Regions from separate parts of the Homo sapiens genome. Here regions 1 and 2 are each linked to region 3. A link is a loop called in an ENCODE intact Hi-C map of the cell type or tissue named here. Cell type or tissue: OCI-LY7. All regions are shown on one strand. Each heading gives the region's core, and the rest is flanking DNA. Links, peaks and the distances in the headings are about the cores only.

What was found. Peaks named below come from ENCODE experiments on the same cell type or tissue, not always from the same donor. Only the 100,000 strongest peaks of a DNase experiment are listed, where the experiment ranks them.
Region 1: a loop joins it to region 3, with 6 times the contacts of the local background. A loop is called at or near these places in 47 of 110 quality-filtered maps.
Region 2: it touches region 3 in a loop (5-fold over the local background); 3 of 110 quality-filtered maps call a loop at or near these places.

The regions. Positions count from the first base shown.
Region 1 is chr11:9,530,919-9,540,786 of GRCh38, forward strand. No RefSeq gene overlaps it. Among named protein-coding and RNA genes, the nearest start is that of WEE1, 38 kb to the right of the region's middle. In OCI-LY7, for the core only: CTCF peaks have their summits at 4,352 (motif pointing right) and 4,573; a DNase peak (open chromatin) is centred at 4,373.
Region 2 is chr11:9,591,308-9,601,175 of GRCh38, forward strand. No RefSeq gene overlaps it. Among named protein-coding and RNA genes, the nearest start is that of WEE1, 23 kb to the left of the region's middle. RefSeq lists silencers at 5,154-5,203, 5,364-5,433 and enhancers at 5,674-5,753, 5,864-5,923, 9,308-9,387, 9,435-9,868, 9,648-9,817. In OCI-LY7, for the core only: no CTCF peak of the experiment used is centred there; DNase peaks (open chromatin) are centred at 3,154, 3,794, 5,334 and 5,814; H3K4me3 peaks cover 3,583 bases; H3K27ac peaks cover 5,000 bases.
Region 3 is chr11:9,744,731-9,754,598 of GRCh38, forward strand. It overlaps SWAP70 (switching B cell complex subunit SWAP70), which reads left to right. Exons shown (of 12, transcript NM_015055.4): 10 at 3,128-3,326; 11 at 4,357-4,453; 12 at 5,134-8,263. The coding sequence ends at 5,240. Among named protein-coding and RNA genes, the nearest start is that of SBF2-AS1, 8.6 kb to the right of the region's middle. RefSeq lists an enhancer at 689-738 and a silencer at 929-978. In OCI-LY7, for the core only: a CTCF peak has its summit at 3,922 (motif pointing left); DNase peaks (open chromatin) are centred at 2,741, 3,301 and 3,901; H3K4me3 peaks cover 2,319 bases; H3K27ac peaks cover 2,785 bases.

The sequences.
Region 1 (9,868 bases), core at 1,851-6,850, 210 kb before region 3:
TTACAGGCATGAACCACTGCGCCCGCCCGGCTGCGGTCTTGATGTCTATCTTTGTGTGTGTTTTGTAAATGAAGTCTCATGCATCAACAAAGCATGTGCTGGGGGCTTAGCGCCTGAGCTTACACACAGCTCCACCGGCTGCTGCCTCCCTGGAAGTGCTCTCACCACCACTGCCCCACCTGGCCTCTCCCTCCTTGCCCTCACCCTGCAACTGCTGCCACCCTCTAACCTTGGCAGGAGTCTGATCCCAGTTCAGGGAGGGTTGGGGCGTGGTGGTGGCCATCCCCACTCCAGGCTGGCAGCACCACAGTGCTCCTGGTGGACAATCAGCCTTAGTTGAGCCTTGAAAGGGGCAAGACTTTTGCCCAGCCCTTTACTGACAGTGTCCCAGTTCTGAGTTTTAAAGACACTGGTAGCCCATTTGCTGTAGGCTGAGGTGGCAGGCCTGTGGGAAGGGGAGACACCTGGAGGAAAGGGAACCTGGAACCTGTCAGACCCAACAGAGCACCTGCCCACAGGCATCTGTGAGGTCCCCTGCCCTGGAGGCTTTCTCAGCAGGCTCTGTGCCTGGAGGAATCCTCTCTTCCTCCTTCCAACTTTCCTGAGCCTGGCTTGTGTTTGTTGTGCCTTTGAACCAGCAGGAGATAACCCTTCTGGGATGAACCACAAAATTCAAATTGTATAATTTCAGTGATTCCAAATATGAGATAAATATTCTGATATTCACATTTAAAATTGGCATTGTATGATATAAAAGTGGAGGGTAAAATGCATGCCAAAATTTTTAATTTGTCGTTTTTCTTTTCTTTTTTTGAGACAGAGTCTTGCTCTGTTGCTCAGGCTGGAGTGCAATGGCGCGATCTCGGCTCACTGTAACCTCCGCCTCCTGGATTCAAGTGATTCTCCCGCTTCAGCCTCCCGAGTAAGTGGGATTACAGGTACCCGCCATCATGCCCGGCTAATTTTTGGTATTTTTGTAGAGACAGGGTTTCACTATTTGACCAGGCTGGTCTCGAACTCCTGACCTCAGGTGATCCACCTGCCTCGGCCTCCCAAAGTGCTGGGATTACATGTGTGAGCCACTGAGCCCGTCCTGTAGTTTTTCTTAGAATGACATTAAGTAGCAAATAAGCACCATGACAAGTCAAGAGAAAGACTATAAAAGAAGGAAAAAGCTTATGTCTACCATTTTGTGTATGTAATAAAATATACATAAAATATACCATTTTAACTATTTTTGAGTGTGCAGTGGTACTTAGTCAACCCTCTGTATCCATCAGTTCCACATCCCTGGGTTCCACATCCATGGAGTCAACCAACCATGGATCGAAAATATTCAGGAAAAAGGCTGGTGTGGTGGCTGACACCTGTAATCCCAGCACTTTGGGAGACCTAGGCAGGAGGATCACTTGAGGCCAGAAGTTCAAGGCCAGCCTGGGCAACATAGTGAGACCCTGTCTCTACAAAAAAAAGAAAAAATATATTCAGGGAAAAAAAGACTAAGTTCCAAAAAGCAAGCCTTGAATTTGCAAGGTACCAAGTACTATGTTGAATTCATAAGAATGATGTGTAGGCATTGTATTGGGTATTATAAGTAATCTAGAGATGAATTAAAGTATGCAGGAGGATGTGTGTAGGTTATATGCAAATACTATACCATTTATTATCAGGGACTTGAGAATCCATGGATTTTGGTGTCCTTGATGAATCCTAGAACGAATCCCCCTCCAATACTGCAGGACAACTGTACATTCACATTGTTGTGCAACCATCACCACCATCCATCTCCAGAACTTTTTCATCTCCCCAAACTGAAATTGTACCCATTAAACAATAATTCCACATCCTTCCTCATTCCAGTTCCTGACAACCACCATTTTATTTTATTTTATTTTATTTTTATTTTTTTCAGACAGGGTCTTGCTCTGTCACCCAGGCTAGAGTACAGTGGCATGATCTCGGCTAGAGTACAGTGGCATGATCTCGGCTCACTGCAACCTCCCCCTCCTGGGTTCATGCGATTCTCCTGTCTCAGCCTCCCAAGTAGCTGGGACTACAGGCACGTGCCACCATGCCCGGCTAACTTTTGTATTTTTAATAGAGACGGGGTTTTGCCATGTTGGCCAGGCTAGTCTTGAACTCCTGACCTCAAGTGATCTGCTTGCCTTGGCCTCACAAAGTGCTAGGATTACAGGCGTGAGCCACCGTGCCCAGCCACCATTCTATTTTCTGTCTCTATAAATTTGACTGTTGTAGGCGCCTCATATTATATTTGTCTTTTTGTGTCTGGCTTTATGTGTACCTTTAAAAGCAAGTTTTTCCTGTCTTTTGACCAAGAGGTTGCGTATTTTCATTTTTGCACGGAGCCGCACAGATTATGTAGCCTGTCCTGCTGAGGCGTGCGCTTCTATTAGCCCTTCTGTTTTTGCTGCAGATGTGTGACCTGTGTTTTGGGAATATATTATCTCTTGTTAGATTATGGGCTCCTTTAAGACAGCTGGGGATTTAAATTTCCCGGTAACTCCTGGAGGTCTTGCAGAGTAGCAGGGCACCTCTAGCTGTTCCCTCCAGTTCCAAACTCACGTGGCTTGAGATGTACAGAGAGATTCCTCAATTCTCCATGCAGGAGTTTCGTTTTGCTTCTAGAGCACGGCTAAACTGCAAGGACAGAAAATCTTGCTGAGAATGAAGAATGCTCAAAATTCAGGATAATTGCATGAATAGTTAAAATTGCCTGGCAAAAGCTTTTTCTGCTCACTTTTCTGCATTCAGACTGTGAAACAAAAATAGAATCTTGGGACCTCAAATTCACTAGGCCAAAGCTTGGGAACTGAGTCATGCAAACAAAAAAGCAAAAATAAAACAAAAATACGGCCTTTCTTTTGTTCCCAAAGAGCTGTAATTTCACATGCTCACCTTATCTTATAAAAAATGTAGATTGACTGAGCATGAGACTAATGCATAATTGACTTTTCCTCTACCCCTTTCTTTTTACATGTAAAACATAGACTCACTGAACTCTAACCGGAGCCTCACAAGAATGTAACCACTTGCCTCATTGCCTACCCACCCTCCTTTTTTTTTTTTCCCTTCCCCTCCTGCTTGCCCTTTCCTCTGTGAAAGGAAAATAAAAACTTGGGACCCTAATTTCACTATGCCAAAAGAAAAATATTAAGCTGAAAGCTGAATTATCCAAGAAGTTACTTTTCCTTTTGTTCCTAAGCAAGTAGCTACAGATAAAAAGTTAAGTATCTCCACAGAGCTACTCTATGTTCACCTTAGCTGCTACAAAGATGAATATATAATTGACTATTCCCCTACCTGCTCCTTTTCTCTTGCAACATGTGGATTCAGTCATGTGACCATACCCTCCGTCTTTCCCCTCCAGCCTGCTTTTCCCACTTTTAAATATTGAAGCCCTCAAAACCATATTTGGAGAAAGGCACAGACCTGTCTCCCAAGTGCACGTCCTTAACGCTGGCAACATAAATTTCTAAATTAATTGTTACCTATCTCAGATACTTTTTGGTTTACACCTCTTGAAATATTGAAGTTCCCCAAATCCTCTTTGGAAAAACACGGGTCACAGATCGTATTGTGACTTGGGTTTCTTTTTCCCAGGCACGTCCTCAGCCTTGGCAAAATAAACTTTGAATCAGTTGAGATCTGCCATGGTCATGTTTTGGTTTACAAGATGAAAGAAAATGAGATTCCAGCTCTAATGTCAATTCCAGATTTCTTCCCACTTTGCCTCACTGCTGCAGGGGTTCCCTGGCACGCACAGGTCACAGCACACAGAAGCCCCCCACAAGCCTAATCACTAATCTGCCCCAAAGCCCCCCAGCCTAGGAAAGGGATGTGGAAAACAGCTCTAATCTGGGTGCAGACTCAGTGCCAGTGCCCTTCACACAAATTCTGCAAATTCTAAAGAAAACCCAAAGTGGTAAAAAAAAAAAAAAAAAAAATCTCTGCTGCCCCAAGGGGTTTGGCTTATCTTTTTAAATAGGAAATCTTTACTCCAAGCCAGTGACAGGGCTTTTGTGCTGATGAGGGCCCTAGGAGCACAGTAGGTCCCGCTTGAGGGCAGCTCCCACACTCACCTGATGTTTTATTCAGCTAAAACTCATTAGGCATGTTTCCCCACTGCCTTAGGGCTTTTCTAATATCCTGAAATTGCTTCATGTTCTTTTAACCGAAAAAGCAGGGGCAACAGAAAAATGGGAGCGCTTCTTTTTTTTTTTACAAAGGTGGGCTTCACTGTTGGAAAGCTGGTGGAACCTTTGGGTATTTCAAAGCCAAAAAGAAAAGCAGCTGGTTAATGAATTAAAGGCAGGATGGTGGGCCTTGGGGTCCACCACCAGCAGGAGGCGCTGTGGAGGTCCAGGGAGCAATCCATCTGCTTGCTTCACCATTTCCTTCTGGGACAAATGAGCCAGCTGTGCCTTGATGGGGGCAGTCAAAACAAGGCAAGTGATGAGAAGAACCCTGACAGCCTCAGGCCATTGGGACATCACTAAAGAGGAAATGCCCTCACCAGACTAGTTTTGTCTCCTTGCACAATCTGGCAGCCTCTTTTGGTTTTATAGCCAGTGTTGACCAAGATGATACTTCCAGGAGTAGCTCAGATTTGGCTTCCTGAGACGCCAGTTGCAATCCTGTGACAAGAAGGTGCTGAGAACTAATCATTCTCACACAGGCACTTCCAGGGCAAATCTCTGCCAGGCCTAAGGAGTCTCCGGCCCCAGCCACTCATTCCTAGCAACATTCCACACTCTTTGTTTTGTTTTTGAGATGGAGTCTCGCTGTGTTGCCCAGGCTGGAAGTGCAGTGGCACGATCTCGGCTCACTGTAACCTCTGCCTCCCAGGTTCCAGCAATTCTCCTGCCTCAGCCTCCTGAGTAGCTGGGAATACAGGCATGTGCCACCACGCCCAGCTAATTTTTGTATTATTCGTAGAGATGGGGCTTCACCGTGTTGGCCAGGCTGGTCTTGAACTCCTGACCTCAGGTGATCCACCTGCCTCAGCCTCCCAAAGTGCTGGGATTACAGGCATGAGCCACCAGTCCCGGTCTTTTTTTTTTTTTCTGTTTGTTTTTGAGATGGAGTTTCGCTCCTGTTGCCCAGGCTGGAGTACAGTGGCACGATCTCGGCTCACTGCAACCTCCGCCTCCTGGGTTCAAGCGATTCTCCTGCCTCAGCCTCCTGAGTAGCTAGGACTATAGGCGCCTGCCACCATGACCCCCTAATTTTTTGTATTTTTAGTAGAGACAGGGTTTCACCATGTTGGCTAGGCTGTCTCGAACTCCTGACCTCAGGTGATCCACCTGCCTCGGCCTCCCAAAGTGCTGGGATTACAGGCATGAGCCACTGCACCCGGCCCATTCCACACTCTTAAACCCAGTCTTAAGGTGAGGCCAGGCTGCTGCCGTATTTGCCGTTCTGCATGCCTTCTACAGTCTTAGGAGAAGGTCTACATGGTCACCTTCCTTCATCCCCACAGGGAAAGTCACTTGCTCATCCACAGGCAGAGCCCTGTCCAGGGCTCCAGTGTCAACCATGACTGGAGACAATAGGCTGTCAATAGATTCTATCCCAAGTTCTTGGACAAGAAATTTTGGAATAAATGCCAAACTTATAGGATAAATGCCAAATTCTTGTCCAAGAACTTGGGATAGAAGCCCCATTGCTGCCCTGCCCTTGGACCCAAGTCTAATAAGTGGGCTCTGACATTGTTCTTGAGGATTGACTCTGCCTTGATCACCTCTCCTGGCCCCCAGACTTGCTAAACTGTGGCTATGTTTATCCCAGCAAAACTCCACAGGACTCAGAGTTACTGAAATCCAGCCTGGTAGCAAGGGGTCTTATTCAAGGGGTCTTATTCCTACCATGACTCCTCTCTCCTCCTGCCCCTGAATTCTCTACCCTTCAGAGGAGCTTTTTTTTGTTTGTTTTATTTTATTTTATTTTAATCCTATGACACTACTTTTTTGCCTGATTGCCACTGTTAATTTTTATTTTTATTTGAGACAGGCTGGGGTGCAGTGGTGCAATCTCTGCTCACTGCAACCTTTGCCTCCTGGGTTCAAGTGATTCTTATGCCTCAACCTCCCGAGTAGCTGGAACTACAGGCGTGCGCCACCATGCCCGGCTAATTTTTGTATTTTTAGTAGAGACGAGGTTTTGCCGTGTTGGCCAGACTGGTCTCAAACTCCTGGCCTCAAGTGATCTTCCCACCTTGGCCTCTCAAAGTGTTGGGATTACAGGCGTGAGCCACCGTGCCTGGCCTGCCGCTGTTGACTATGTCTTCAGATACACAGTGTTGCATGAGGGACCAATAAATCACAGGAAAGATATAGAAATGGCAGTTTAAACATATCAAAAAATGCATAACCTCACTTATAATAAGATAAATTAATATTAAAACTATACCAAAATTATTTCAAAAAGTTTTTTAAAGTTTAAAAAACCTATACTGGGCTGGCTGCAGTGGCTCACGCCTGTAATCCCAGCACTTTGGGAGGCCAAGGTGGGCAGATCACGAGGTCAGGAGATCGAGACCATCCTGGCTAACACGGTGAAACCCTGTCTCTACTAAAAATACAAAAAAATTAGTCGGGCGTGGTGGCAGGTGCCTGTAGTCCCAGCTACTCGGGAGGCTGAGGCAGGAGAATGGCATGAACCTGGGAGGTGGAGCTTGCAGTGAGCCGAGATGGTGCCACTGCACTCCAGCCTGGGTGACAAAGCGAGACTCCATCTCAAAAAAAAAAAAAAAAGAAAAAAGAAAAAACTTATATGAAATCCCATTTTTCACCCATAGAATCGGTAAATATCAAAAAAGTTGATAATGTTGTTGGCAAAGATGCAGGAAAATAGGTTTTTGTTTTGTTTTGTTTTTTTGAGACAGTTTATTGCCCAGGTTGGAGTGCAGTGGTGCGATCACGGCTCCCTGCAGCCTCAACCTCCCAAGTTCAAGTGATTTCCCCACCTCATCCTCCTGAGTGGCTGGGACTATAGGTACAAACAACCACACCCAACTGATTTTTAAATTTTCTTTTTTTTTTTTTTTTTTTAGACGGAATCTCGCTCTGTTGCCCAGGCTGGAGTGCAGTGGTGCAATCTCCACTCACTGCAACCTCCACTTCCCAGGTTCAAGTGATTCTCCTGCCTCAGCCTCCCAAGTAGATGGGATTACAGGCATTTGCCATCACACCGAGCTAATTTTTGTATTTGGTCTCGAAATCCTGGGCTCAAGCCATCCTCCTGCCTCAGCTTCCCAAAATGCTGGGATCACAGGTTTGAGCCACCATGCCTGACCAGGAAAATGATTGTTTTGTCTGAGACAGGGTCAGGCTCTGTCTCCCAGGCTGCAGCATAATGGCGTGATCTGGGCTCACTGCAACCTCTGCCTCCTGCGCTCAAACCATCCTACCATCTCAGCCTCCTGAGTAGCTGGGACTACTGGTACGTGCCACCAAGCTCTGCTAAATTTTTTTTGTTGTTGTTGTATATTTGGTAGAGATGGCGTTTCACCATGTTGGCAAGCTGGTCTCAAAACCTGCTGGGCTCAATTGATCCTCCCAGCTCGGTCTCCCAAAGTGCTGGGATTATAGATGTGAGCCACTGCACCCGGCCAAAAATAGATTTAAATTGCATATATCCTTTAATTTGGCAATTCTTCTTCTAATACTGTATTCTAAGGATATATGAGCAGCATTGCTCATAATAGCAAAAGTTTGAAAACAGCCTAATGGAGAGCTGTTTAGATAAATCATGGGAAAAGTCGTGCTGCCCCAGGCTCTTCTGGAGCTCAGCACTGTGTGGGAAGCTGCTGGGTAAGTTGCTCTTGGGTGCAAGGTGTAGTAGGCTGAATAATGCCCCCACCAAATATGTCCATATTCTAATCCCCAGAAGCTGTGAATCTTATTTTATTTTTATTTTTGATTAGAGACAGTGTCTTCTTGCTCTATAACCCAGGCTGGAGTGCAGTGGCTTGATCATAGATCACTGCAGCCTTGACCTCCCGGGCTCAAGCAATCCTCTGGCTCAGCCACCTAAGTAGCTGGGACTATAGGTGCACACTAACATGCCCAGCTTATTTTTTGTTTGTTTGTTTGTTTTTGAGACAGAGTCTTTCTCTGTTGCCCAGGCTGTAGTGCAGTGGCGTGATCTCAGCTCACTGCAACCTCCACCTCCCAGGTTCAAGCGGTTCTCCTGCCTCAGCCTCTGGAGTAGCTGGGACTACAGGCACATGCCACCACATCTGACTAATTTTTGTATTTTTCATAGAGATGGGTTTTTTGACACAGGATCTCACTCCGTCACCCAGGCTGAAGTGCAGTGGCACAAACCCGGCTCACTGCAGCCTCCACCTCCTGGGCTCAAGTGATCTTCCCCCAGCCTCCTGAATAGCTGGGACCACAGGTTCATGCCACCATGCCAGGCTAATTTTTAAAATTTTTTTAGAGACAAGGTCTCACCATCTTGCTCAGGCTGGTCTCAAACTCCTGGGCCCAAATGATCCTCCCACCTTAGCCTTCCAAAGTGTTAGGATTACAGGCGTAAGCCACTGCGCCCGGCCTGATCTGTTTTTGAGTAAATAAAATTATTATTTGTTTTAAAGAAATAAAATGACAAGCCCTCCACCTCAAGCAAATAACAGTTTGAAAAAGATTTTCTATCTTTGGTCATCAAATTTGAACTACAGTTCTTAAATATAAGGCTCATATAAGTTGATTATAATAAAGTAGTTTGAATTTAGGCTCCAATGTTAGGTTTGAAGTGGAAAAGTAGGATTGGTTTTCAGCAACTTTTTTTTTTTTTTTTTTTTTGAGACGGAGTCTCACTCTGTAGCAATGTTTTCTTTCAGGATGGGTGGACTTCTTGTTTGGGTTACTTATCTTTATCCTCTGAATATCCAACTATTCTCATTGTCAGGACTCCACTCAGAGGTACCCATAAACAGAAAGGACCCACTGGCCACTTCTCCAGGACAGCAAGGTAGTGGACATGCACAAGGACCTTGCCCCTGTTCAGATCCATGAAAGAAGTGCTGTGCCTCCCTTGACTTGATAAAGAAGGAGCCAATTTCTTCCCAGTTTCCTCGAGAACTCACAGGTGACAAAACAACTTCAGCCCCTATGTCCACAGTGTGTGCTATTATACTTTGCCTGGAGAGGAAAAACCTGTTATCCTTAACTACCCTCACTGGCTCTTCTCTTCCTCACTGAGTATCAGAAGACCAAGAGGAGAAAATAAAGCTTGCTAGTTTCTTACCCATACTGTTATTCTATGAGTAAAGACCCACTCATTCAAAGAAAACCAATCTGTTTCTAGCTCCACTCCTGAAACTAGGAAGTTGGTCCTTAGCCTGATGAAGTCAACCTCTTGGAGAAATTTTTAAGTTCTTTTTTATTTATTTATTTTTTATTATTATACTTTAAGTTTTAGGGTACATGTGCACAATGTGCAGGTTAGTTACATATGTATACATGTGCCATGCTGATGCGCTGCACCCACTAACTCATCATCTAGCATTAGGTATATCTCCCAATGCTATCCCTCCCGCCTCCCCCCACCCCACAACAGTCCCCAGAGTGTGATGTTCCCCTTCCTGTGTCCAGGTGTTCTCATTGTTCAATTCCCACCTATGAGTGAGAATATGTGGTGTTTGGTTTTTTGTTCTTGCGATAGTTTACTGAGAATGATGATTTCCAATTTCATCCATGTCCCTACAAAGGACGTGAACTCATCATTTTTTATGGCTGCATAGTATTCCATGGTGTATATGTGCCACATTTTCTTAATCCAGTCTATCATTGTTGGACATTTGGGTTGGTTCCAAGTCTTTGCTATTGTGAATAATGCCGCA
Region 2 (9,868 bases), core at 3,013-8,012, 150 kb before region 3:
GTTTTGCCCACTAGGAAATCAGGATAAAATAGAGGAGACTTTTGTAAATATATAATGACAATAAAATGTAATAAATGCTAATGCTGGAGGGATTGTGCAAGGTAGAATGAAGGTTCAAAAGACTATATGTACCTTATGAAGATACTGGTGGTAGATTGGAGAATAGATCCAGGGAATTATGTTCAGACTAGTTTCAAGATTATTGTATAATAATCACCGTACAAGAAAGGAGGGCCTGAACTAGGACCTTGCTGTGGATAGAAAATAAGAGGATAGGGATTTTCTTTGAACAGTTTGAAACTTTGAACAGTTTCTGTTTGTTGGTAAGATTGAAGCATTGAAGATTTTTCCAGAAAACTTAACTAAAATGCAGGGGTATGTTACTATTTGAGACAGGTATTCGCCATCGATAAAAGTTTTCTTTTTTGGAAAGCTGACTTTGGTAAGGTAGAAAAATTTTAAATGTTGACTATGCGGTTGGGTAGGAGGTATTACATATTGTGATTGACTGCAAATTGAAACTTTTGCCTTAACTTTATCCTGCCAAGAATACAAGAGCAGTAGGCTTTAATTAATGAACTAATGTATTTTGAAGAGTCCATTATCAAGCTTTGATTTTCACTCCGCTTTGTTCCGGAAGTCAAGAAACTATGGCATTTTTTTGAGGCCAGGCGCGGTGGCTCGAGCCTGTAATCCCAGCACTTTGGGAGGCTAAGGTGGGCGGATCACGAGGTCAGGAGTTCAAGACTAGCCTGGCCAAGATGGCAAAACCCCATCTCTACTAAAACTATGAAAATTAGCCAGGCGTGGTGGTGCATACCTGTAATTCCAGCTACTTGGGAGGCTGAGGCAGAGAATTGCTTGAACTCGGGAGGTGGATGTTGCAGTGAGCTGAGAACACACCACCGCACTCCAGCCTGGGCAACAGAGCGAGACTCCTTCTCAAAAAAAAAAAAAAAAAAAAAATCCGGGCACGGTGGCTCACACCTGTAATCCCAGCACTTTGGGAGGCCGAGGCGGGCGGATCACCTGAGTTCAGGAGTTTGAGACCAGCCTGACCAACATGGAGAAACCCCGTCTCTACTAAAAATACAAAACTAGCTGGGCATGGTGGCCCATGCCTGTAATCCCAGCTACTCGGGAGGCTGAGGCAGGAGAATTGCTTGAACCCGTGAGGGGGAGGTTGCAGTGAGCCGAGATCGTGCCATTGTACTCCAGCCTGGGCAACTCGAGTGAAACTCTGTCTCAATAAAAAACAAAAAACAAACAAACAAAAAAACTATGGCATTTTTTTAAAAGTTCATAAGAGCTAGGTTTAATGCCAACTGTCCTGGGATGCTCCAGGCTGTCTCCCAGTTCTTAAGCAGCAGCATCCTGACAATAGAGTAATTTTCCTTCTTCCCCAATTCATCTTTACAAAGCATCTCACTGACTTTTGACCAACAGAGCAAATAAATTGTTGCATTTTTTTTTCTGAGTCGGCTTGCTACAGAATTTGTTGCTTTCTTAAGGTATCTTTATTTGTGAAATTTGCAAAGGCCAATTAAAGCAATCAACAAGGAGGATAGATCAAAAAAGAATTTTGGAAGTGTTTTGGATATTATGTAAATCTTAAGTGAAGCCTGGAACTAGGAATCTGGAGGCAACTGCCTCATTCAGTATTTTTGAAGGTATTTGTATAACTGTAAAAAGCATCACTGAAACTGAGAGACACTGCAGAGTAAGTGAATCTAGAAATTTCTCTTGCAAACTGATAATATTGCTAGACATTTCTCGGAAGCTCAGCAAAGTAGATTTTTATAAAAATGGAAGAATAAGACGTCATTGCAACTGTCCCTCTCCCAACATTTAGCATTCAAAAACTTTTGAGAGGCATTCATCTGAACATTACTGAACTTTTTTTTTCCTTTGTGGCAGATGACCCTAATTTTCAGTGCAAATTCAAAGGTCTCTGGAGTAAGGAAAAATATCTATGTATGCCCTAGGAAGATTCACCAGGAAAAGATGGCATGTTGTGTCCAAACTTCATTAAACTAAGAGTCAAAGAAACTTCGGCCAGTCCAGCCCATGAAGAAAAATACCTCAAAGGAACATTTACATCACAGTTCACATTGTTTAGTTTTATATGGTTAATAAACATTTTGAAGAGCATATACTTGTTCTGATTTTTGACATAGTTGTGGCATGAAATAGGTTTCCAGGCCTGGAATTCCAATTTATGCTTACTAATTCATTATGCCAATGGGAAATACAGGGTTTTTTTGCTTGATTTTGTTTTTTTGTTTTTGAGACGGGGTCTTGATCTGTTGCCCAGGCTCCAGTGCAGTGGCGCAATCTTGGCTCACCACAACCTCCACCTGCTGGGTTCAAGCAATTCTCCTGCCTCAGCCTCCCAAGTAGCTGGGACTACAGGCACCCGCCACCATGCCCGGCTGATTTTTGTATTTTTAGTAGAGACAAGGTTTCACTATGTTGGCCAGGCTTGTCTGGAACTCCTGACCTTGTGATCTGCCCACCTCAGCCTCCCAAAGTGCTGGGATTACAGGTGTGAGCCACCGCACCCAGCTTGGAAATATAGGTTTGGTATACAATTCAATTTAGGATGATTATCCAGGAGAGGAGGAACTTTTTTGCAGGTGAGAGTATGAAGGCTCAAGGGAGTAAAATAATTTAGGAAATCAATTTAGTAGGTAGCAGAGTCAGAATTCCAACTCAGATCTCATAGCAAAGAATCATGCTTTTTCTAGACATATGAAGGTTGAAGACAAATACTAATTAAAGAGGCGATCTCCAATCTTTTGGGCACCAGGGACCGGTTTTGTGGAAGGTAATTTTTTCACTGGGGTTGGGGTGTTGCAGGGGAATGGTTTCAAGGTGATTCAAGCACATTACATTTATTGTGCACTTTATTTCTATTATTATTACATTATAATATGTAATGAAATAATTATACAACTCACCATAATGTAAGTCAGTGGGAGCCCTGACCTTGTTTTCCTGCAACTAGATGGTCCTGTCTTGGGGTGATGAGAGACAGTGACACATCATCACGGATTAGGTTTTTACAAGAAGCATGCAACCTAGAGCCCTCGCTTGTGCAGTTCACAGTAGAGTTCGTGCTCCTAGGAGAATCTAATGCCACGGCTGATCTGATGGGAGGTGGAGCTCAGGTGATAATGCAAGCAATCGGGAGCAGCTGTAAATACAGATGAAGCTTCTCTGGCTTGCCCGCTGCTCACCTCCCGCTGTGCGGCCCGGTTCCTAACAGGGCACGAACTGGTACCATGGGGGTTTTGCCATTAATTCAGGGGTTGAGAACCCCTGAGTTAAAAGACAGTGTTCAGGCAGCAAAGGAGAGTAAGAAGGTGCAGGCTGAGAATTAGGAAAACTGGATGGAATCTGACAGAGAATAAGAGAATTTTGAAGGAGAAATTGATTAACTGTGACTAATACAGAAAAGATTGAACAATGACTCAAAGCTCTGTGAAGGTATCTAGAGTTCATTAGAAGATATTTGGTGAGCGGTGTCAGTACAGGGGAAACAGCCAGATTACAATGGGTTGAGATGTAAATGGGAGATGAGGAAATAGAGATAGCAAGCACAGATCATTTGCAAGAAGCATGGCTGAAAGAGAAGGGGAAGGGAGGAGAGAGCTATAATTAGAGGGGAATCTTCTTTGGGTTTTGCTGGGGTGTTTTGTTTTGTTTTGTTTTGCTGAGATAGGGTCTCACTTTGTAGCCCAGACTGGAGTACAGTGGCCCAATTTTGGCTCACCACAGGCTCGACCTCCCAGGCTCAAATGATCTTCCTGCCTCAGTCTTTCAAGTAGCTGGCGACACAAGTGTGCACTACCACTCCTGGCTAATTTGTGTATTTTTGGTAGAGCCAGGGTTTTGCCATGTTGCCCAGGCTGGTCTCAAACTCCTGGGCTCAAGTGATCTGCCCGACTAGGCCTCCCAAAGTGCTAGGATTACAGGTGCGAGCCACTGCACCTGGCCTGGGTTTTGCTGATTTTGGTATTATTTATCATCTACGTGCTAAGTGTTTTACATACATAATGACATTTAATCCTCATAAGAACTCTGTGACAAAATCCCCATTTTTCAAATGGTTTTTAAGAGAGGTAAAATGTTTCCCCAATTACAAAGCTACAGCATCAGGATACGAAGCTACAGCATCAGGATTCAAACCTAAAGTGTTTGGCTGAACCACTAGCCAAATTTGTAGCAAGTTCTCTGAGTTTGGAGCGGAGGAAGAATAAGTGTGAATGAGACAAGTTTTGGGAAGTGCAGGAAATGGGGAGGGGAATTCCAGTTTAATGCTCTCTCCTCTGAAGTTGGAATTGTGTCCCAGGAACTGAAAGTGCCTCAGGGGACTGAGGACAGAGGCACATGTATAGAAGGAATGCCTCCTCACTCTGCTGCTGCTGCCTTCTTTCCTTCTGGATGAAGTGGCTAAAAGTCTTCAGAGGGCCAGGAGCGGTGGCTCACGCCTGTAATCCCAGCACTTTGGGAGGCCGAGATGGGTGGATCATTTGAGGTCAGGAGTTCAAGGCCAGCCTGGCCAACATGGTGAAATCCCGCCTCTACTAAAAATACAAAAATTAGCCAGGTGTGGTGGCAGGTGCTGTAATTCCAGCTACTTGGGAGGCTGAGACAGAAGAATCACCTGAACCTGGGAGCTGTAGGTTTCGGTGAGCTGAGAATATGCCACTGCACTCCAGCCTGGGTGAGTCTTTAGAGTATACTATATAGATATTTAAAGCAGCGTTTCAAGAAGTTTTTATGATTAGAGAAATTTATGTGTTATAATAAAGTAAGAAAAAAAACAGCAAACAAAATTGTACACATGGGATTGTTGTTAAAGCATTAAAAGAATGAAGGCCAACAACAGCTGTCATTTACGTGACTGGTGGGATTACTGAAGCTTTCCCACTCTTTTTTCCTTTTAAAAAATATTTGAGGCCGGGGCCGGGCGCCGTGGCTTACGCCTGTAATCCCAGCACTCTGGGAGGCCAAGGTGAGCGGATCACCTGAGGTCGGGAGTTTGAGACCAGCCTGACCAACATGGAGAAACCCCCGTCTCTACTCAAAATACAAAATTAGCTGGGCATGGTGGTGCATGCCTGTAATCCCAGCTACTGTGGAGACTGAGGCAGGAGAATCGCTTGAACCCTGGAGGTGGAGGTTGCAGTGAGCTGAGATGATGCCATTGCACTCCAGCCTGGACAATAAGAGCGAAACTCCATCTCAAAAAAAAACTCGAGCTCAAGAGTTCAAGACTAGCTTGGGCAACATAGTGAAACCCCCATCTCTACTAAAAATACAAAAATTAGCCAGGCGTGATGGCATGCACCTGTAGTCTCAGCTACTTGGGAGGCTGAGGTTGGGAGGATCACCTGAGCCCAGGAGGCGGCAGTTGCAGTGAGCCAAGATCTGCACTCCAGCCTGGATGTCAGAGCAATACCCTGTCTCTCACACACACAGACACAAACAAACAAACAAACAAAAAGTTATTAACATATGCAGTCAATAGAAATTGAGCAAGTCACCTGGCTTGCAAAGATTTGTCCAATAATCATCCTCTACTGCCCCCACAAATTTCTAATAATGGGCACCACTCCCTTGAATACAGGGGCACCTATATGATCTGGGCTGGACCAAATGGAGTTTCTCCTGGAACCTTGCAGATGCTCCCGTTGCTGGCAAAGATAAGGAGGCCAAGCTGCATAGCAAAAGCTGATTTGCAGGTGAAGTGAATGAACCAACACAGAAGCAGAATTGAGAAATGAGGAGGGCAAGATCTGAGAACATCGGAGTCCCTGAAGCCAATCTTGGTTGGGTTCTATGAGCCTATACATATTCCTCTTTTGGCTTAAGCTATTTTAAGGTGAGTCAGTTGCTTGAAATGAAAAGAGCTTGCCTAATGCAACATATTTTTCTAAACTTGTAGCCATGAGTTAAATCATCTAGATACTGTATTGTTGCCAGAAAAATGGGTCTTGATCCAGACCCCAAGAGAGGGTTCTTAGATCTTGTGTAGGAAGGAATTCAAAGTGAGTTCACAGAGTGCAGTGAGAAGAGATAGTTTATTGAAAGCTACTGTCGGCTGGGAGCGGTGGCTCATGCCTGTGATCCCAGCACTTTGGGAGGCTGAGGCAGGTGGATCATCTGAGGTCAGAAGTTCGAGACCAGCCTGACCAATATGGTGAAACCCTGTTTCTACTAAAAAATACAAAAATTAGCCGGGCGTGGTGGCATGCGCCTATAGTCCCAGCTACTTGGGAGGCTGAGACAGGAGAATTGGTTGAACCCAGGAGGCAGAGGTTGAAGTGAGCTGAGATTGTGCCACTGTACTCCAGCCTGGTGACAGAGCGAGCCTCCATCTCAAAAGAAAAAGAAAGCTACTGTTACAGACTAGAACATCCTCAGAAGGCAAGAGGAGGAACACCTCATCTTTAAGTTTTTCTTATATAGAGGTCTTGTCTACATAAAAGCTAGGCTAAGATGTGTCTACATGAGAGTAGGTTGCAGCATCACAAAATTTATTATTCTGTTGATTTAAAGAAAGCTGTCCTTGACATTCTAGTGTGTAAGTACCTCAAAGTATAACTATAATTATATTTTGGGTTTTTTTTTTTTTTTTTTTTTTTGGGGGACAGGGTCTCATTCTCTCACCCAGCCTGGGAATGCAGTGGCACAATCTCAGCTCGCTGCAACCTTCACCTCCTGGGCTCAAGTGATCCTCCCACCTCAGCCTCCTGAGTAGCTGGGACCACAGGTGCACACCACCATGCCTGGCTAATTTTTGTTTACTTTCGTAGATGGGGTCTCGCTATGTTGCCCAGGCTAGTCTCAAACTCTTGGGCTCAAGGAATGCTCCCGCCTTGGCCTCCCAAAATGCTGGGATTACAGGCATGAGCCACTGCATCTGGCCATTATAATTATCTTGAAAGCATATATTGTTATGGGTATTGAGACATCTGGACTTCTAGTTGTTGTAGGAGTATGTCGTTGCAGGTATCTTTAAGCTGTTTCCTCAACTGTAAACAGCTTGTGATCATGGGTCGTGAGTGGCAAGGAATGTGCCTTGGCTAGTTTTAAGATGGAGTTTAGGCCAGGCACGGTGGCTCACGCCTGTAATCCCAGCATTTTGGAAGGCCAAGGTGGGTGGATCACCTGAGGTCAGGGGTTCAAGACCAGACTGGCCAACATGGTGAAACCTCATTGCTACTAAAACTACAAAAATTAGCCAGGCATGGTGGCATATGCCTGTAATCCCAGCTACTCAGGAGGCAGGAGAATCGCTTGAACCCGGGAGGCAGAGGTTACAGTGAGCTGAGATCGTGCCACTGCACTCCAGATTGTGCCACTGTACTCTGGGTGACAGAGTGAGACTCTGTCTCAATTAAAAAAAAAAAAAAAGATGGAATTGATTTTAAAATGATGTCACTCTGATTCTCCTTCCCTAACAGCATGACTGAGGATTGCAAAGATCTGAGGGTCTCCAGGTTCATTCCTTGGTTGAGGTTTCTGCTGTGTCAAGAATGGCATGTGATAGCAGCAGACCCCGCAGCGTCTCTTCCTGGCCTGCCTCACTTTCCTCGTTATATGTACTTATAGCATTAATTTTCTAGTGGCTTACTTGGTGCAAAGCACCAGGCACAGCAGTTCCAGAAAGAATTTTACTGCTAGACCTTGACTTCCATTGAACAGGATTAGACATCCCATAGTTCCACTAACAATTAAAGAGACCTATGCAGCCAGGTGATTTGGACAATAAAATGTGCAGTTTTTTTTCCTGTTTGTCACACACTATTGCTACGAGTATCGAACAACCCATTCTTGGGGAGTGAAAATGGAGATAAAAGCTCATGAGGCAGGCCAGGCACGGTGGCTCATGCCTGTAATCCCAGCACTTCGGGAGGCCAAGGTGGGCGGATCACGAGGTCAGGAGTTCGAGACCAGCCTGACCAATGTGGTGAAACCCCATCTCTACTAAAAATGCAAAAATTAGCTGGGCATGATGGTGCATGCCTGTAATCCCAGCTACTCAGGAGGCAAAGGCAGGAGAATCACTTGAACCGAGGAGGTGGAGGTTGCAGTGAGCCGAGATCACACCACTGCACTCCAGCCTGGGTGACAAAGTGAGACTCCATCTAAAAAAAAAACCCATAAGGAGTCTTAAATTTGTATTTGAAATTGGGAAAAAGTTGTATTTCAAGGCTCCTCAGTCTTTATTATTATTATTATTATTTGGAGATAGGGCCTCACTCTGTCACTCAGACTGGAGTGCAGTGGCACAATCACGGCTCACTGTAGCCTCGAACTCCTAGGCTCAAGCTATCCTCCTGCCTCAGCCTCCAGAGTAGCTAGGACTACAGGCATGCACCACTATGTCTAGCTAATTTTAAAATTTTTTGTAGAGATGGGGTCTTGCTGTGTTGCCCCGGCTGGCCTCACACTCCTAGGCTCAAACAATCCTCCTGCCTCGGCCTCCCAAAGTGCTGGGATTACAGGCATGAGCCACCACACGCAGCCTTAAGCTTCCTCGTTAAAAGATGGAGCAAAATACTGAAGCTGGGGAAGACAGAGGACCTGGCTCCACCACATGCTTCCCAATTAGATTCCTGGCTTCGACACTGAAGGGACCAGAGCATACAGGGAAATGGCACTTACGTTTACTTTGCTGATTCAATTTTTTGGTTCATTTTTTTCAATCAACATTTTTTTAAAATTTTTATTTTTATTTTTTGAGACAGAGTCTCACTCTGTTGCCCAGGCTAGAGTGCAGTGGCACGATCTCGGCTCACTGCAACCTCCACCTCCCGGGTTCAAGCCATCTTCACACCTCATCCTCCCAACTAGCTGGGACTACAGGCTTCTGTCACCATGCTTAGCTAATTTTTGTTTGTTTGTAGAAACGGGATTGTTGTCTAGGCTGGTCTCAAAGTCCTGAGCTCAAGCCATCTGCCCACCTTGGCCTCCCAAAGTGCTGGGATTGCAGGTGTGAGCCACCATGTGCAGCAACATTTACTTTAAGGACTTGCACTGTGCTAGTCCTTGCACCCTCATGTCTCCTGCGCCATCCTCCTGCTCCCAGTGTTCTGGTGCTGTCTCCTCTGTGCCCAGGCCTCTGTGCCTGAGACTTGGGCAATGTCAACCCCAGGTCCCCTTCTTTCTCCTGGTACCTGAATGCTGAGCAGTTACTAGCTAGTGCTAGACACAGATACAAATACAAACAAGATAATCCTTCTTCCTTCTCCATTGTACACAGTGTAGTGGAGGTATTAGGCAGAAACAACTAACCATATACAATAAAATAATGTCCTTTTGTGGCAAGCATAGGTCACTATGGGGACCAAATGGTAAGCAATGAATCCACGGGATAAAGAGCTGGGTATTGCTGTTCGCAGGAGAGGCGACACCTCATCTAGGGCTTGAAAGATGGATAAGAGTTTGCTAAGTGGATGAGGCAGAAGGGTTTCCTAGGTAGCGGGATCCATCATCATGAACAAGGCCCAGAGGAATGCAGCTGTGCAGGTTATTAGGGTGGCAAGAGCATAGTGTGTTTCACTGCCAGTGAAGCCAGTTTCACTGCCAGATTCATGTTTTCCATTGCTGGGTTTCAATTCTGCAATAAGCAAACTTCTGAAAAATATGAATTTCTGTTTATTCTTGTTCAGACCAAAGCTGAAAATATTGATGAATGAGCAAATGAAAGGAATGTATATAAGAGAGCTTAGGCTTTTTCCATCAAGGAATGAGTCACAACAACCCTGGGAAGAAAAGAAGAGAAGGACTTGTGTCACCATTGCAATGCTGTCCTCTTCGGAGCCCCATCTTCTTCTGGCAAGGGCCCAGAGCA
Region 3 (9,868 bases), core at 1,575-6,574:
AACCCTGTCTCTACTAAAAATACAAAAATTAGCTGGGCGTGGTGGTGCATGCCTATAATCCCAGCTACTCGGGAGGCTGAGACACTTGAATCCAGGAGGTAGAGGTTGCAGTGAGCTGAGATTGCACCACTGTACTCCAGCCTGTCTCAAAAAAGAAAAAAACAAAAAAGAAAAAATTAAGAAAAATCGAGTTATTGGAAAGTTCTTGAGGCTGAGCCATAATCTGTCCTGTTGTAACTCTTACCCACTTTGGATCTGTAACACCCTGGAGTACACCTTAGTCGTGTCTGTATTCCCAGCAACTCGTACCTGGCACACAGTAAGTACCCAGGGAAATTTTTTTGAATGAATGAATGGATCCAATGGGACCACATGGAACAACAGTCCCTCTTACATTTGATATAATACTTTTCATATATTTGAAGGTTAGAGACTGGGCTCTGGAATGAGGCCACGGTTTGATTCCTGGCTCTGGTACTTTTAGCTGTGTAACTTGAGAGAATGGCCAACTTTATACAGTTGTTGTGAGGATGAAATGAAATGATGCATGCAGAGTGTTTTAGAGTAATGCCTAGCATTTGGGAGTCACTCCGAGTGTGTTGCTTTCTGTTCCTTTATCTCATTTGCAGACGGGGAAGATATATAATGTGTGGAATGTAAAAATAAGCATTCAGAAAAAAGATGTTGACAGGCTAGAATGATGATTTTAGACCAAGAAGCTAATTTAACATATCAAAAGAACAAGTACAGGATCCAGGAGACTTGGCTTTATAGAAATTCATTTGAAAAGTTCTACAGTTTCATTTCCCTGAAATGTGGTTGCCAAAACCCTATACACTCTTAGGCAGCCTTAATGAATGTGAAGTGTCCAGAGCAAATGAGATAATTGTCCCTCTATAATATGAGCTGTTACCTACCAGTACTTGCTGTGTGGTAGGCATGTAAACACCTTATGTGCATTATCGCATTTAATACACTAATAAACCTTTGATGGTAGGTGTAGTTTCTATTCCTTTTTTGATAAATGAGGAAGCCGATACACAGAAAAAGAGTGAGGCACTGAAGTCTTTAGTCAGGAGTCTTACTTGCGAACCACAGAAACCACCTTGTATTAGCTAAAGCAATAAAACAATTTGTTGAAAGTTTCTTAAATAGTTTGCCAGTTCCACAGAAAGGCAGGTGACCAGGCCTTGAACACAGGCAGGAATCACAGGGGGATGAGCAGCCCCAACTACAGCCCAAGCCAGGCCATGGGAAGAGTCCAGTGAGGATGCCGCTGGCGCCCATGTTGGTACCAGGCATCAGCAGTGCCATCGCTCCTGCTGTCACTCAACACTGCATATTACTGCCACCGGCAAGATGAATTCTCTACTGGCTCTGCTTCTTTGTGCCAGGTGCTTCAGAGTCAAAGTTCCAGAAGGAGCATCTACATAGCCAAGCCCAGCTTGTGCCTCCACCATACCCTAGCTGCCAAGGGGTGGGAGGGCAGGTGTCTGGCCTGTGGATTCTATAGCGGGAAATGAGCCCTACCTTCCATCAAGTCTTCTACTATGGCAGTTCCCCTAGACACATGAAGGAGTTCAGAGGCTGGGCAGCCTAAGCACCTGGAAATGTCCATTCCCCCTCCATACTTTTACCACTAGAATGAAAAAACAGACCCATCCAGTCTTGTTCATTCTTATATCCCCAGTGCCTAGAAAAGCACGTAGAAGGCACATAAAAAATACACATCAACTGAGTGAATAAACTCTGCACTGGTCAGACCACATCTGTAGTGTCGTGTTCTGTTGTGTACATCAAACTCCAAGAGACATCTGAGGAGACCTCAGTGTCTCCAAAGAAGGATATTGAGTCTGGAAGCTGGGTCCCATTAGTTAAGGCTGGAGGTGGTCTTCTTGGAGAAGGATGTTCTCAACAGGCAACAAAGCTGCCTTCCAGTTGCGAAAGGGCTATCACAGGGAAGAGGGAGTAGATACTTCCTTTGTGGAACTAGGGTAGTGGATGGGAGAACTCATCTTAGTATAAGAAAAAACTTCGTAAGAATTGAAGCTGCCCATAAATAAACTGGCCCAATTTGTGAGGCAACGAGTGGTAGCCCATCACCTAGAGTATTGGAGCTGAGTTGAATAACAACCTTGCAGGAAGTTGTAGAGGGAATTTGGAAATTGGTGTTGGTATAGTCTGTTACTTTATTCCTTTGTTGTTAGTTTTATAAGAGCAGATGCTGGCAGGTAGTAGTAACTGACCAGTCATGTGACTTGACTTTGTTACCATAATATTGTTGCTCAAGCCACTAGATATGTATCCTGTCCTTGGCTGGCATCGAACGACACTATATACACTTTAATGCAGGTTTTGGCTGTTTGTTAGTTTATTTAAACAACTACATAGCTGGGTATTCCCAGATAGGTATTCCTGTTATTTTGGAGTCACACAGACCTGGGTTAAAATCCATTATAACCTGTGCAACATACTTTTAAACCCTTTGGTTTTTCATTGCTTCATCTGTAATGTAGGGACAATACCTTTCAGGATTGTCAGGGGATTAGCAATAATGGAGGCAAGGGCCTGGCATGTAGCAATTGTTCAATAAATAGTATCTCTATTCTGTCTGCGTTCACTCCTTTCTTCATCTTCATTATCAGCTTTTTCCATGGTAACAGGTTTTTACTAGATGAAAATGTTTTCATGTTGTAGCAACCAGGCAAACTTCAAATCTTGGCCCTGCCACCTGGCAGGTGGATGATCCTAGTACAGGCCACTGAACCTTTGTGTCTCACTTGCACCATCTCTAAAATATGAGTAGCAGCACCTAAATTTACTGTGAGGATTAATTGAGAAAATACACTTGACTCTTAGGCCAGTTCCTGGCACACATTAAACTCTGGATAAATGTTATTTTTTATTTCACAAACGGGTGAAACTGAGAGAGCTTAGAGCAGGACATATAGGCTGCTTTACCAGCTTTGTGAATATGAGCTTCTCTGGCTCCTGCTTTCCTCCTGGTGGAATGAAAGGGGGATTAGACGACCTCAAATATTCTCTTGTCTAAAATGCTTCCCTCGTCTGCTGGGTCAGGGTGGTGACCTGGGCAGGATTTGATCTGGAGCTTTCCTCCACATTGTAGGTTGTTGGAGGAAGAGTCTTCCAAGAGGGCTGAACTAGAAAAGTGGCACTTGGAGCAGCAGCAGGCCATTCAGACAACCGAGGCGGAGAAGCAGGAGTTGGAGAATCAGCGTGTCCTGAAGGAACAGGCCCTGCAGGAGGCCATGGAGCAGCTGGAGCAGCTTGAGTTAGAACGGAAGCAAGCACTTGAGCAGTACGAGGTAATGAGACTTGGCCCTGCAAACTTGTATATTTAAATTTTTGAAAAACATTTCTCAATAATAGAATTATTTGCTTAGCTGCCAATATGAAGCTGTAGTAAGAATCTTGCTTAGCTGTAAGAAAGAAAAAAGAGGGAGTTTTTACAGGAGATAAGATATATTATACATCCATCAGAGACAGAAACTGCACAGTAATTTGAACAGGGAAAGTTTAATATAAAACATTATTAACTGTCATAGGAGATTACCTACTGTGTTGTAAAGAAGGCTTTGAGAATGCAGGAACAGCAGACGTAGGGAGCAGCCACTGCCTCGAAAACTGAGGCAGAGCACCAGGGAGGGAGTGGATCTGGAAGAGCATTCTTTGCTTCTTGCCCCTTAACCCCAGTGTTGTGATCCATACCTCCATGGAGAGGGTGCACAGATGGCAGAAAAGTTTGTTGAGGTGCTGTGCCAGCAAAGCTCACTGGGAGGCCACCGGCAAAAGCTGCCCACAGGGAGGTGCTACAGAAACTCACTGGTGGTGAGCACTGTGGGTGTTCTGAGTGCCACAGGAGCCGCTGAGTGGAACCTAGAAGAAAAGTCCCTCCCTCCTCGTGTCCCTTCAGCACCCTCTACTGACAAAGCTTTATGCTGCCAGCTAGTGAGGAGAATTATTTTAGTTTCACCAGCAGGACAGTTCAGGGTGGATTTGGAGTGGAGAGGCAGTAAACTGTAACTGGCACACAGGGCCATACACCCATTGTAATTCGTATGCAGATGGTGGAAGAATAGGCTTTGGAATCAGACAGCCTGGGTTCCAATTCTGGCTCTACCATTTCCTGCTGTGTGACTCTCGGCAGGTTACTGACCTTCTCTGAACCCGTTTTCACTCTGTACAATGGGGTAATAGTAGTTCCCACTTCTTAGAATGGGCTATGAGAGGATTTAATGAGATAATTCACAAATACATAGTAAGGGCCCAATAGTTGTGATTTGGTTCTTAAACTACCCGTGTGTCTGCATAGTCCAAAATCCACTTTTGTTTCAGGAAGTTAAAAAGAAGCTGGAGATGGCAACTAATAAGACCAAGAGCTGGAAGGACAAAGTGGCCCATCATGAAGGATTAATTCGACTGATAGAACCAGGTAACAGACTCTATGAAGTAATCATATATTTATTTTTATTTTTCATTTTTATTTTATTTAATTAATTTATTTATTTTGAGATGGAGTCTCGCTCTGTCGCCCAGGCTGGATGGAGTGCAGTGGTGCGATCTTGGCTCACTGCAAGCTCCGCCTCCTGGGTTCATGCCATTCTCCTGCCTTAACCTCCCAAGTAGCTGGGACTACAGGTGCCCGCCACCACGACCGGCTAATTTTTTGTATTTTTAGTAGAGACGGGGTTTCACCGTGTTAACCAGGATGGTCTTGATCTCCTGACCTCGTGATCCGCCCGCCTCAGCCTCCCAAAGTCCTGGAATTACAGGCGTGAGCCACCACGCCCTGCCCATATATTTATTTTTAAATTTATTTTTCTGTTTCACTTGTGTATTTGAATTGTACTAAAGAAACTTTTTTAGCCCAAATGTAAAAAAACCAAGCTGTTCAGGATAAATTTCTCTTGAAAATCTTATCCCCTAATAGGTAAGAGGGCCCAGTTAATCCCCTTGGTATACATCTTCTAATTGTTTTAGCTGGTATGACATTTATGCATGTTCCTCAAAGAAGAAATAAAGTAGGGAAGTTACTATTTTGTCTGTAGAAAAATGATGGGGTATCCTGAAGAATATAATACTTCCTGTATTTAAAGCATGTTTGCCTCTTAGGTTCAAAGAACCCTCACCTGATCACTAACTGGGGACCTGCAGCTTTCACTGAGGCAGAACTTGAAGAGAGAGAGAAGAACTGGAAAGAGAAAAAGACCACGGAGTGACTGAGCTTGCTGGCAGTCACGTCAGTTATGTAGATACTGCATGGCAGGAGAGCTTTACGCTAAAGACAAAAGAAACAGCTTTGGGGGCCGGGCGTGGTGGCTCACGCCTGTAATCCCAGCACTTTGGGAGGCCGAGGCGGGTGGATCACCTGAGGTCAGGAGTTCAAGAGCAGCCTGGCCAACCTGGTGAAACCCTGTCTCTACTAAAAATACAAAAAAAATTAGCTGAGCGTGGTGGCGGGCGCCTGTAATCCCAGCTACTTGGGAGGCTGAGGCAGGAGAATCACTTGAACGTGGGAGGCGGAGGTTGCAGCGAGCTGAGATCATGCCGTTGTACTCCAGCTTGGGCAACAGAGTGAGACTCCATCTCAAAACAAAACAAAACAAAACAAAACAAAAAAACCCGGCTTTGCTGCTTTTAACTCTTCTTCCTTCTGTGCCTCTCTAAGTGGGTCAGTATCCTAAGGAAGCCTTCTTATTTATCTTCCTGCAAACAAGGGTTACCTGAAAAGAAAAAAAAAGTCAACATTGTCAAGCTGTTTGTTTACTCTTTCTTTGAAAACATCACCTTCTGAAATTTGTCTTTTAGCTCTCTCAGATTCTTCCCCAAATGAGGCAGGGTGCAGACAGCACAGTCAGCTCTGCAGAGTTTGGAGGGGCTCACTGCCACTGGGTACTCAGAACCTCTGTGGACTGGATGTCAGCTCTTTCCTTTGGCAGCGTGTTTCCTTTTCCGAGTATGTGCTGTTAAACTAGATTGGCCGGTTCGCTTTCCATTTCCTGACACTTGACATGGAATGCCTTTGACCATTGGTGCTCTGACAGAGAAGTCATGGAGTCATTGCCATTTCCTGGTTGCCCTTTTGGAATGTGATCCTGTTAGTAGAGGTTTTCTAGCTTCTACTAAGATATTTCTTTCCCTAACCATCATACACTTGGCATGTTTCATTCCCATCTCCTTTCCCCTCACCTTAAAGGAGACTACCCCTTTGCCCCATATTGTCAACCTAATTTTCTCTCGTACTCTCTCTAGTGAATGATGTGCTACCAAGTATATGCCAGGCTGTGAGAGGATTATACTGAGTAGTAGAAAGAAGCTAATTTGAAATAAAAATTATTTGTATAATTAAGAAAGCAGATTAGATGCACATGGTCAACAGGAAGTTGACTGTATGTCTGCTAGTTAGATTCAAAACATCATAAAGATGATAGCATGTCAATATATTAGCCTAGCCATTATGTTAGCCTTTGTTAGGTGGGCAGCTTTTCTGCTTTTTCCCTTCCTCTGTGGTGACAACGGAGGAAATATCCAACAGAAATACGTCTAACAGGGAAATTGGGATCATAGTTTATATGCATCTGATTTGAAAGGAGTATTGAGGAAGGTTTTCATATATGATCTATCTTTGGATTAAAAAGAACATTTATGAAATCAAGCCTTCTAACACTAGTTATAATTGAGAAGCAACAGTAACTCCGTGGACAGCAATCAAGCTTAAAATTGTAAATAAATATGGGGATAATTCAGTTGTTGCAAAAAAAGGGCAGAATTCAGTAGAATAAAGTCCTTTTCTCTTACAGGTATTAAATGAGGACAGAGAACCTCAGGTGTTCTTATGCTAGTGCTTGCTGAGTGCATACTAAGAAAGCAATTCCAAATAGATGTATACATCTAGAGAGAGTGGTATTAGAGATTCAGTGTATGTATTTATTTACATGAGAGGAAACTGGAATATAATCCCATAAATTATCACCTTTTATGACTGGAAAATATTTGCCAATGAAGAAATGGTCTGTAGGTATTTGTCTTAAGATTTTTGGCTGTTTAATAAAAATGTAACTTTAACGGTTTCTTATAGTTGCCTTTATAAAGTGTATTGTCTAAAATATTTTTGTATCATGTGCCTTTGAAATTTGACAGCTGATTTGGGTGTTGGATTTCTGCCCAGCCATTTATCAGTATTATCATTTTATTCAGTAGCTGGCAGGTGTATTAGACCAACGAGACTTAGGTAAGGAATGGAACCTTTCCTGTGGTTTGACTGCACATTACACCAGAAGACTCCAGTATCCCTCATTCCAGAATGAGGAAAAAGTATTCTACAAAGAACCTAATCACCTCTGTGAAATCTATGGGATGGAAACAGTGTGGCCTTAGGAGTCAAATAGTCTCTGCATGGTGGGGAGGATCATGATGGAATATGTGAATTTCTACTTCTAGAAGTTGTGAAATAGGTCCTGCACTTTTGCAGAATGTCCTTCTTTAAACCTGGCTTATTCCACAGCTGTAGCTGATAACATGACCTGGGGCTTAGCTGCTCTAGCCCTGGGTTCTTGGAGACCTCACACTGCCTGGCCCCTGGCCATCCACCTAAGGACTGCCTGCTTTCTGGTCACATGTGGACCTTGATACGACTAAGCGGTTACATATGTGGTTGTGCAAAAGCTTTCTGTTTAATGCATAGTGTTACCGATTTACATCTTGGTTTTCAGTGGCACTATGTCTAGGAGGCAATATCCTTTTAAACAGTGCTTTGGCTAAGATAGATACTTGTGAATCAAAGATAGCACAGAAATGAACTAAGTATATCCCATTTGGAATTATATTTTGATACTATTTAAAATGGTTTCACCTGTTAAAGGGCCAACAGAACTCTTGGTTTTACTTTTGTAATTACTGTACAGAAAATTTCAAGAGTGTTTGAGTGCTTGTCATCAGGTGTTTTCCTTAATAAGTAGGGATATGATCATTTACAGGAATTATATATGAAAAAAGTTTTTGAAATGTATTTTTGTGATGTGCTATGTTGAGGGGAAACCAAATATTTATGATTTTAAAACATTCGTATGAAAACATTGTACAATGTAATATGCTCAACTTTCTCAATTTTTTGCTAATTTTTCTAAGATACATTAAAAATGTTTTATATTTTTTTTTAAGTAAAATGGACCCAGTAAGAAAATTAAAAATACCAGAACATACACTTTAAACTGTCTGATTTAATAAAACAGTGGGGGGTAAAGTTGGGTGTATCTATGTGTATTTTCATATAATGAGATGGACTTTGGTTTAGGGACATTTCCTGAAAACACTGGGTTTGGAGTTTAGACCCCAAGAAGTTAGCTGTGGCCTCATGTTTGGTGTTTGAGTCACGAATGTGGGGAAGCCATGGCTGATGTGTCAGCTCACAAACGGGAACTTACAAAGATGATTTCTCATTCATTGTTGCTGTTACCTTCAAATTTTCTTACCTCTGTTTTCCTTAGTTTTCTTTTTATGCCTTTCAGTTTTTCTTTCACCAGAGTAAACCGTGTGGCTTTTTGTTTGTTTGTTGTGGTTTGCATTGTTGCCAAGATAAAATGCCTGTTGTGGACTAAGTGGGCCCACTCAGGCCAGCTTGATTGTATATTGGAAAGCTGATCTTTCCCTCTTGGAGGGAGGGAGAGGACACTGGTTGGTGTGTTTAAAAACTGTTCTTTCTGAGGCGGGCAGATCATGAGGTCAGGAGATCGAGACCATCCTGGCTAACACGGTGAAACGCCGTCTCCACTAAAAATACAAAAAAATTAGCCAGGCGTGGTGGCGGGCGCCTGTAGTCCCAGCTACTCGGGAGGCTGAGGCAGGAGAATGGCGTGAACCCGGGAGGCGGAGCTTGCAGTGAGCCAAGATCATGCCACTGCACTCCAGCCTGGGCGACAGAGGGAGACTCCGTCTCAAAAAAACAAAAACAAAAAACTGTTCTTTCTCTATCACAGTGGTTCTCAACTGGTGGTAATTTTGCCCTCCAGGGGACATTTGGCAACGTCTGGAGACATTTTTTGTTGTCACAACTGGAGGGAGTGTTGCTGGCATCGAGTAGGTAGAGGCCAGGGATGCTGCAAAACATCTTAAAATGCCCAGGACAGCCCCCATTAACAATTATGTGGACTAAAATGTCAGTAGTGGCAAGGTTGAGAAAACCTGCTCTACAGAAAGGCAAGTTCTATTATCCAGAACACAATATAACCCTTGGAGTCAGGGTTTCCCTTTCAGATGTCCTAGGAGTTGACTGACCTCTTCAGTGCAAATGAGGAGCACCTGGAAGGGAGAATGCCTGTTTCTCTGTGAGCTGGCAGAGAGCAGAGGGCAGGGACCTCTGACACACCCAGAGCCTCTGGAGGGGGTTGCTTTGGATATATTTTAAAAGACTATGATGCAAGTTGCTGAGGCATGAAGTGTAAAAGCTGCCTTAACCCTGATTTCTTTCCAGGTGGTGAAACACAGGGTGGGTCTGTCAGCACCATTTAGCAGCTTGTGAGGAATGAATTTTCAGATTTGCCACTCAGGTAGTGATGTGTCCCGCACAGCGCTTGTGCTTGTTCTAACTGGCCAAGCTTTAATTGCAACCTTCTGGGTAGTTCCAGCAAGGCACAGCTGCCCTAGTGGGGTGAGGATCAGGTGAATAAGATCAAGACATATGAAAGCGTGGGAAGAGGCACTCCTCAGCTTTTACAGTGCAGAGGAGGTGCTCCAGATTTGTTAAAGGATCAGTTTTGGGAATAGTTTATGGAATCTCTATTTCTTTCCTCTCTTTCCCCCTCTACTCCTTTTTTATATATTAGAGACTGTAATAATCACCTCCCTACTT